Regions from separate parts of the Mus musculus genome. Here all the other regions are linked to region 1. The links are chromatin loops, found by intact Hi-C in ENCODE. Cell type or tissue: left cerebral cortex. All regions are shown on one strand.

Region 1 (2,500 bases):
ACTTGCAGTAGTCCGTCCTCTCCTGTCATGTGGAAGGAACCCAGGTATTACACTCATGTCTTGCTTGGCACCGTGTGCCTTTACCCACCGGACCATCTCACTAGCCCCAAAGTTGTGTCTTACGAGGCATTACTAGGACATTCCATTTCCAGGTTCACCTTCACGCCTTTCTCCCACCCAGTCTGGCTTTAGTCAGAGAGTAGGGAGCCTGTGCTGACTGGCGCTTCCCTCACCGCCCCTTGGAGAGGACCAGGCAGGCCCAAGGGGACGGGTGAATAACGGAAAACAAAGTCCTAATAAAATAGTCACTTTTATTTCTTAGCAAAACTATTTCCTCCGTGAGGGGTATTTACAACAGAGAAGGAGAAGTGGGTAAGTTCACAGCAATTTGGAGAAGAGGGGAGGCTCCGGGGGCCCCAAGGCTGGGAGACAGACACTTCACACGATTAAATAGAACAGCCTTTCCCGTCTGGGACTGGGAAGTCGCTAGAGAAACTAGATGGGGACGAGGCCCCTGGAGGAAGTGGGGATATAAGGGGACTCGCACAAACCACACACCCGCCTGGGCTGGCCCCGGGATTGCCTGCGAGTTTTGTGTGTTCTAGACTGCAGACCCCAGGGAAGTCTGACAGGTCCGGTGCCGACAGAACCCGAGGCGGGGCCTTGTGGGGCGGGGCCGGGCGGCAGCCGAGGGGCGGAGCCAGGGCGCATGCAAACACTGAGAGGGAGGAGGAGCGACACGGAGGGGGGCGTGGTGGCGCGCGCAGCTGGGAGCGAGCGCGCGGAGGCGGGGCCGGGGCGGGTCACGGGCGGTGCAGCAGCACGTGCTCAATGTAATTCTCCAGCTCCTCCTGCTCCTGCAGCCGGCGCTCCTCCGCGTCCGCTTCCTCCTGCGCGCGCCTGGCCTGGGCCTCCAGATCCGGATGGTGGCGCGCAGGTGGCAACGCGTGATGGAAGTGACGGCGGCGGGAGGATGCGGGCGGCTGCAGTGTCCGCGGCCGAATGTAGTTTGGGAAGGGGTGATAGGGCCCCGGGGGAAACACCTCATCCTCCTCCCGATCCCAGGGTGGGAGCACTTCGTTCCAGTCCGGCAACTCATCCCGGGCTGGGGCGGGAGGTGGGGGCTGCGGAGAGCGGACATGGGTCGGGGCTGGGGCAGCCCTGGGAGGCGGCACCGGCTCGGGAGGGGCGTTCTTCTTCCGCTTCCGTTTCTCCTCCACCTCTTCGATGATGCTGACCACATCGTCTGCTGGCAGGTGGAGTTTGGTGGACAGTTCAATGAGACTATCGATCGTCTGCGGATCCATCTCCTCGTCGTCGTCATCCTCCTCCCCGCCCTCCTCTGCCCCCTCAGCATCCTTCCGCCGATGGCCTGGCGCCTCCTCCTGGGAGCGTTTGTCCTCGGCTCCGGCTTCCCCGTCCTCCTCCTCGGCGAACAGGAGTGCGTTCTGCCGCGCCCTCTCCGCCTCCTCTGCCTCCGCCTCCGCCTCCGCCGCCTCCTCATCCTCTTCCCCCACATCGTCCTCCCCACCACCTCGCCTCTCCTGCTCTGCCTCCTCCTCCCTCTCGTTCTCCCGCTCTTGCTGCGTCTCCTGCAGCTCGCGACCCCCGAGATCGCGCTGCCGGGCTCCGCCCTGCAACAGATACTGGAGCAGCAGGTCGGAGGCGAGATCGGCCAGCCGCTCTTCTTGCGCCGCGGCCTGCCGGGTGGCCTCCGCCTGTCTCCTCCCTGCCTCTACCTGAGCTAATCCTTGCTGAAGCAGGCGCTCTCCTGCCTCGGAGCCGCCCAGGAATGAGCCCTCGAGCCGGCGCACCTTAGGGAAGGGGCCACCTAGACTTTGATACGCCTTGGATAAGGGTGTCAAAGTCTCACCTAAATGTGTTTTAGGGGAGGACACTCCTTCCCCGAACTGATGAGTTTCGGGAAGGGGAGCGCTTTCGGACATTCGAGCCTGGAATTGGGAAGGGACCGGGGGCGGAAGAGGAGCGCGCTCCGGAACGCGCGCCTGGAACTCTCCCCAGGAAGCGCGCCACACGCGCTCTGGCCCGGGGCTCTCCAGATTGACTCGGGTCAGCGTGTGCGTGCGGGTTTCAGTCTCTGCTGCCGCCGTCTCTTGTTGGCGCTTAGCATTGCTCGGACTGAAATCTCGAAGTTCTTGGAGCAAGGATGCTAGCGCCTCCAGCTCTTCTGAGCGGTCGTCCTCCTCGGGATCGCGGTCCTGAGTCTGAGGGCGAGGGGGGGCCACAGCGGGCGCTTGGATTTCTGGTGCCGGGAGGCTATGGGTCTGACTGCGCACGGACTCGGTCAGCAGAGCTTCTGCTGCTTCTTCGGGTGTTCCCTGCTGGGAACCTCCCGGGACCGACGGGGGCGAGGCCGGACGGTCCAGTGCCTGCAACAGTACCGAGGCCAGCGCCCGGGGATCCACGCCCTGGAAGAGCTCTCCCTGGTCCTGAGGCTCGGGATTCCGAGCAGCTCGGACCTCTGGTACGCCGTCATCCT
Region 2 (2,500 bases), 260 kb before region 1:
TGTGGCCCTGCGCCTGGCCTCTCCAGCACTCACAGTGGCCCAGGGCCCATTGGGTGTGCCACTCTGGAGGACAGCCCTGTGGAAGAGGCTCCTGCTGGGCAGGGACAGTATGTGCATGCCCACGGAGGCTGCACCCGCACTCTCCCCAAACAGAGTCACTGACATCGGGTCGCCCCCAAAGGCTGCAATATTTTCTTGCACCCATTGCAAGGCAAGCCGTTGATCCAGCAGACCTACATTGCCAGGGGCTTCTCTGCTTCCTGGTAGGGCCAAGAAGCCAAAGGTTCCCACTCGGTAGTTCATAGATACCAACACAGCTCCCTCAACCTGGGCCAGGAAACGGCCGTCATACACATCCAAGGAGGCCGCTCCGCTGTAGAAACCACCCCCATAGATCCAGATGAGGACAGGTGTGGGAGAAGCAGGTCTGGGGTATGGTGTCCACACATTAAGATACAGGCAGTCTTCACTCAACTCTCGGTTGGGGTTCCACATCTCAGTACCCTCAAACCCAGGGTACAGGGTGTCCACGTACTGGTAGCAGACATTTTGGAAGGTGGTAGCATCCAACACTCCTGACCAGGGCCGCTTGGGCTCTGGTGGCATAAATCTACGTGAGCCCACAGGTGGCTCTGCAAAGGGGATGCCCAGAAAAGCTGAGACTGGGCCTCCAGGGGCCTTCAGGCGGATGCCCCTCAGCTGGCCCCCTCGAACCCTCACCAGCAGCTGCGGGTCTTCCCGGCCCTCAGCCCTTGCCCCTCCTCCCAGGAGGGAGAGGAGGAGGAAGAGGAGTGGAAAAGCCAGGGAAGGTGTATGCAGGGGATACCAGGGAGGCCTCATGACTGCCAGGACAGGCTGGTGTCTGCTGGGAGAAAGAAAGGCAAAGGGTGAAGACAGCAGCTCAGTGGGAGATTAAGAAACAGTCTTGCCCAGGGCTTATCAAGGAGTTGCAGAGGAGGTGTGGCAGATTGGTAAGGGGAGGGGAGAAATGGAGTCAAGCTAGGAGACGCGACACAGGCAGACAAACACAAGATCAGACATACACACACCCATACCGCAACAAATGCAGCCAACTGAGATAAGCCTGGCTAATACATAGTCTCCCTTGCCCAGCAAGTTCCAAGGGCCTCCATACCTCTTTCCCCTGCAGCTTGAGCTAAGACCCCTAGTATACAGCACAGGGTTGGAAAGGCTTTGTATAGGCCCCAGGACAGGTGCAGGGGACCCTCATGGACGGACGGGTGTGGCCCCTTCGGGAGCTTGCAAGTTATAAGAAAGCACAGCCCAAGCCTCTCCTGGGTTAGCCAAAGCCTTCTGGGGAGTGGGTTGGGCATTCAAGGTATCGGGAGTCCCAGGTTCTGAAGGCATCTTGGAATCTTGTCCAGTCGACACCTTGCCCCACCCTGCTCCGCCTCTCTTCTTTCTGGTACGGCCGGTTGGTACCCGTTTGCTTTACATCAACCGCACCCCTCTCGCCTGACTCCAGCCAACTGTCTCACTCGCCCCTTGTGGGGCTCACCAGAACTCAAGCCCCTATTGCATCCCCATATTGCAATGCCCTCCACTGCCAACCGGGAGCAGTAGAGACCAAGAAGAGGCCAGAGCTCCCCGCCCGAGCCTTGGTGTGGGGGTATCTGGAGAATCGTGAGCATCGCAGAGGGGGTTGAAGGGCGAGCCAGGACGTCTGTGTTCCGGGAGCTCCGGAGATCCCCGTAGCAAAGGCAGGGGCGCTATTTTGGGGGCAACAGCTGCTGTAGTTCCGGCGTCTCCAGCCAAGAGATCAAAATTCCCCGGGTCGGAACTACCCCCTCCGGGTGTTCACCCATCACCCAGCCAGTTCTGGTCGCCTGGATCTGGGGATAGTGGCGTTGTTGGAGATTAACCAGGAAACCCGAGTGGGGCTAATTATAACTCGGGGCTTCCGCTGAGCCTCCTTTTAGAGGGAGGGTGGGAGGGTGAGAGGGAGGGAGGGAGGGAGGGAGGGAAAGAGAGAGACAGAGACACATAGAGAGAGACAGAGTCAGAGAGAGAGAGAGAGAGAGAGAGAGAGAGAGAGAGAGAGAGAGAGAGCGCAGGAGGGGTCCTGGAGCTGGCAAGGGGCTCAGCTGGGTAGGGACGTTGGGGTCGCGGCCCTCGGGATGGGGGGTGGTGCATTCGGGATGTCAGTAACCTGCGCAGTTTGGGCTCCGCCCCAAACAGGGGGCGTCTTCCAGTGTCCCCAGACTTTGAAGAGAGTGGGGAAGGGGCCTTCAGGGGGTCCCTGCAGGAAGGGAGCGCAGAGGCAGCGGCCGGCCCAGCGAGCATCATCAGTAAGTATGCAGCGGCTAGCGGGAGTTTCAGAGGAGTGCGAGGCAGTGGAGGGGCCCCTCTAGGCAGGCCCCACGGGGCAGGAGGTGCAGTAGGAGCTCTGTTGGGGGGCTTCGATCGTTCCAGGATCGCACGTTTCCCCCGGGATGCGGATTGGTCCCGACTCGGTGGAGGGTCCTGGGTGGGTTGGGAG
Region 3 (2,500 bases), 72 kb before region 1:
CATGGAAGGATGCTGCCCCGCCCTGGCTTGCTCAGAGGCCAGAAGTCAGATGCCAATGGTTGTGAGCTGCCATGTGAGTGCTAGCAATTGAAACCAACTCCTCTGGAAAAGTAGCCAGTGTTCTTAACCACTAAGCCATCCTCTCTAGGCCCCTGGATTGCTCTTTTATGCAATGCAACTGGGGCCCATCTGCTGATCACCCTTAATGGGCTGGGCCCTGCTACATCAACTGTCAATCAAGAAAATGTCCCACAGGCTCCCTTCTGGCCAGTCTAATGGAGGCAGTTCCTCACTGACATTCCTCCTCCTGGATGACTCTAGTTTGTGTCAGGTTGACAGGAAAGCTAGCCAGCACAGTGGCTGTGACTGAAAGTACCTCACAGGGACTAGGGAGATGGCTCAGAGAGTAAAGCATTTGCCAAATGAAGCACGAGGGCCTGAATTCAGATCCCCAGCCTCCACAGAACAACCGGCTCGCTGATGCATGCCTATGATCCCCCGTGCTGGAGAGGCAGACATGGACAGATCCCTGGAGTTCATGGGTTAGCTCGTCTAGCTGAATCAGCGAGCTTCGAGTTAAGTGAGAGACCCTCTCTCAGATGTGTAGTGACAAGATAGCTGTCACCAAGCCAGATGGCCCGAGTTTGATCCCTGGAATCCACCTGGGTAGAAAGATGGGCTGATTCCTGCAAGCTCTCCTCTGGCTTTCACATGCCCACCATGGCATGTGTGCTCCTGCCCCAAGTACAAACCCAAAATAACATGAATAAAGTGTGTGAGTGTGTGTGTGTATGTGTGTCTGTTTGTGTGTGTGTGGGTCTCTGTGTGTGTTGTGTGAGAGAGGGAGAAGACACCCAGCATTGACTTCTGACTTACATTCCGCACACATAGACATAGCTACACAAAGACACACAGTAACCCTGCAGAAACAAGAGAGAAGGGACGCATCTCAGCTCACAGTTTCAAAGGGTCTCAGTCCGCCATGGCATTAGGAGTGTGTGATAAAGACTCCTTATATCACAGGGAACCAGGAAGTAGTGCAGACTGAAGCCGGGGGACAGATGTAACTTTCCAAAGCTCACCCCCTTGGTGACACACTTCACCACCATGCCCCACCTCTTAAAGTCTCCATCCCCCACCCCACCCCAGCCCCCAGAAGACTACTGCAAGCCAGGGGCAGTTGCTTGGTGGTGGAGAGATGGCTCAGCAGTTGAAAGCATGCACTATTCTAGCAGAGGACCTTAGTCCAGTTTCCAGTATCTCCCTTCACATGAGCCTCCCTTAACTCAAGCTCCAGGGGAGCTGACACCCTCTTTTGGCTTCTGTGGGTACTGCAGGCAGGTGTACATACCCATACTCATAGCTGAAAGTAAATAGAATCTCAAAACATGAGCCTGTGAGAGACATTTCACATTCAAACCGAGACAGATGAGCTCCGGGGCATGGAGAATGTTCAACACCAGTACCTAGGAAGCAGAGATTACCATGGCTGCCTGGTGGTCACTCCCTGGATGGGCACACAGATTCCTTGAAGACACTGTAGAGGAAGAGTGACCACAGCACAGTGATCCTGTGACCCAGACTCCTCTCAGCTCTGCTGTTCTGCAGGGCAAATGGAGCCCTCCAGAGCAACGCTCTGCTTCTGATGTGAGCCTTCCTGAGAGCCATGCACTGAGCCAGCAAGAAGGCACAGCAGGAAAGTTGTGTGCTGCCAAGCCAGAAACCCCACAAGGTGGAGGGAGAGAAGCGACTCCCTCGGGTTGTCCTCTGACCTCCACACATCTGCAGTGGCATACAAACAGGCACACATGCACGCACACACAACCAAGAATGGCTTTGTTTGTTTGTTTGTTTGTTTTTAAGAGACACACGGTAGTGTGCCCTTACAATCCCAGCCCTGGAGATGTGGCTGGTCAGCCTGGTGAGTCCTACTTGTGAGTCCTAGGCCAATGAGGCCAATTCTCAAACATACGAAGTAAATGGAGCCTGAGGCCCGACAGCCATGGCTGTCCGCTGGTTTCCGCTACCTCACGCTGGCTCACACGTGCACAGATACGCCCACACACAAGACAGGAAGATAGAAGGAACAAAGGAGGATGGAGGCCTTGAAGAAGTCTAACACGCAGATGCAGGAAGATAATTCTGAGACAGTTCCCACTCTGGGCTGCCCCTCCCCTCCACTGCCTTGTTCTTCCAGCCAGGACCCCCAGCAAGGAGAAAGAATGACAGCCTGGGAGGGAATGCTGTGAATGGCCTGGCTCAGGGACAGCCTCACTGCTGCAGTGACAGCCTACAGAAGAATTCTGCAATTCATTCTCCGATGACTAAGCGTAGACCTGGGCGCTTGGGCGAGCCCGGGGGAACGTGACTCAGCAGCAAGCTGAGGGGGCCTGGCGGCGACAGGAGACTGCCTCAGTCCATGTGAGCCAAGATTACAGAGAGGACAACTAGTTCCCAGCTTCAAACCCCAAGGCGGAACGCCTGCCTCTGTGGTCAGACC

What was found. Peaks named below come from ENCODE experiments on the same cell type or tissue, not always from the same donor. Only the 100,000 strongest peaks of a DNase experiment are listed, where the experiment ranks them.
Region 2: a loop joins it to region 1, with 4 times the contacts of the local background. A loop is called at or near these places in 8 of 42 quality-filtered maps.
Region 3: a loop joins it to region 1, with 4 times the contacts of the local background. A loop is called at or near these places in 29 of 42 quality-filtered maps.

What each region holds. Positions count from the first base shown.
Region 1 is chr5:137,031,143-137,033,642 of GRCm38, reverse strand. Vgf (VGF nerve growth factor inducible) reads right to left here. Exons shown (of 2, transcript NM_001039385.1): 2 at 292-2,500. The coding sequence ends at 804. Among named protein-coding and RNA genes, the nearest start is that of Vgf, 2.1 kb to the right of the region's middle. In left cerebral cortex, CTCF peaks have their summits at 755 and 1,420 (motif pointing left); DNase peaks (open chromatin) are centred at 245, 815, 1,365 and 2,037; H3K4me3 peaks cover 2,147 bases; H3K27ac peaks cover 2,072 bases.
Region 2 is chr5:137,288,374-137,290,873 of GRCm38, reverse strand. It overlaps Ache (acetylcholinesterase), which reads right to left. Exons shown (of 5, transcript NM_009599.4): 2 at 1-862. The coding sequence starts at 840. Gm42456 (a long non-coding RNA gene) reads left to right here and starts at 2,230. Exons shown (of 4, transcript XR_003955815.1): 1 at 2,230-2,309. In left cerebral cortex, a CTCF peak has its summit at 1,560; DNase peaks (open chromatin) are centred at 18, 1,072, 1,701 and 2,418; H3K4me3 peaks cover 1,329 bases; H3K27ac peaks cover 1,314 bases.
Region 3 is chr5:137,102,995-137,105,494 of GRCm38, reverse strand. No RefSeq gene overlaps it. Among named protein-coding and RNA genes, the nearest start is that of Trim56, 12 kb to the left of the region's middle. In left cerebral cortex, a CTCF peak has its summit at 1,347 (motif pointing left); DNase peaks (open chromatin) are centred at 2,077 and 2,362; H3K27ac peaks cover 954 bases.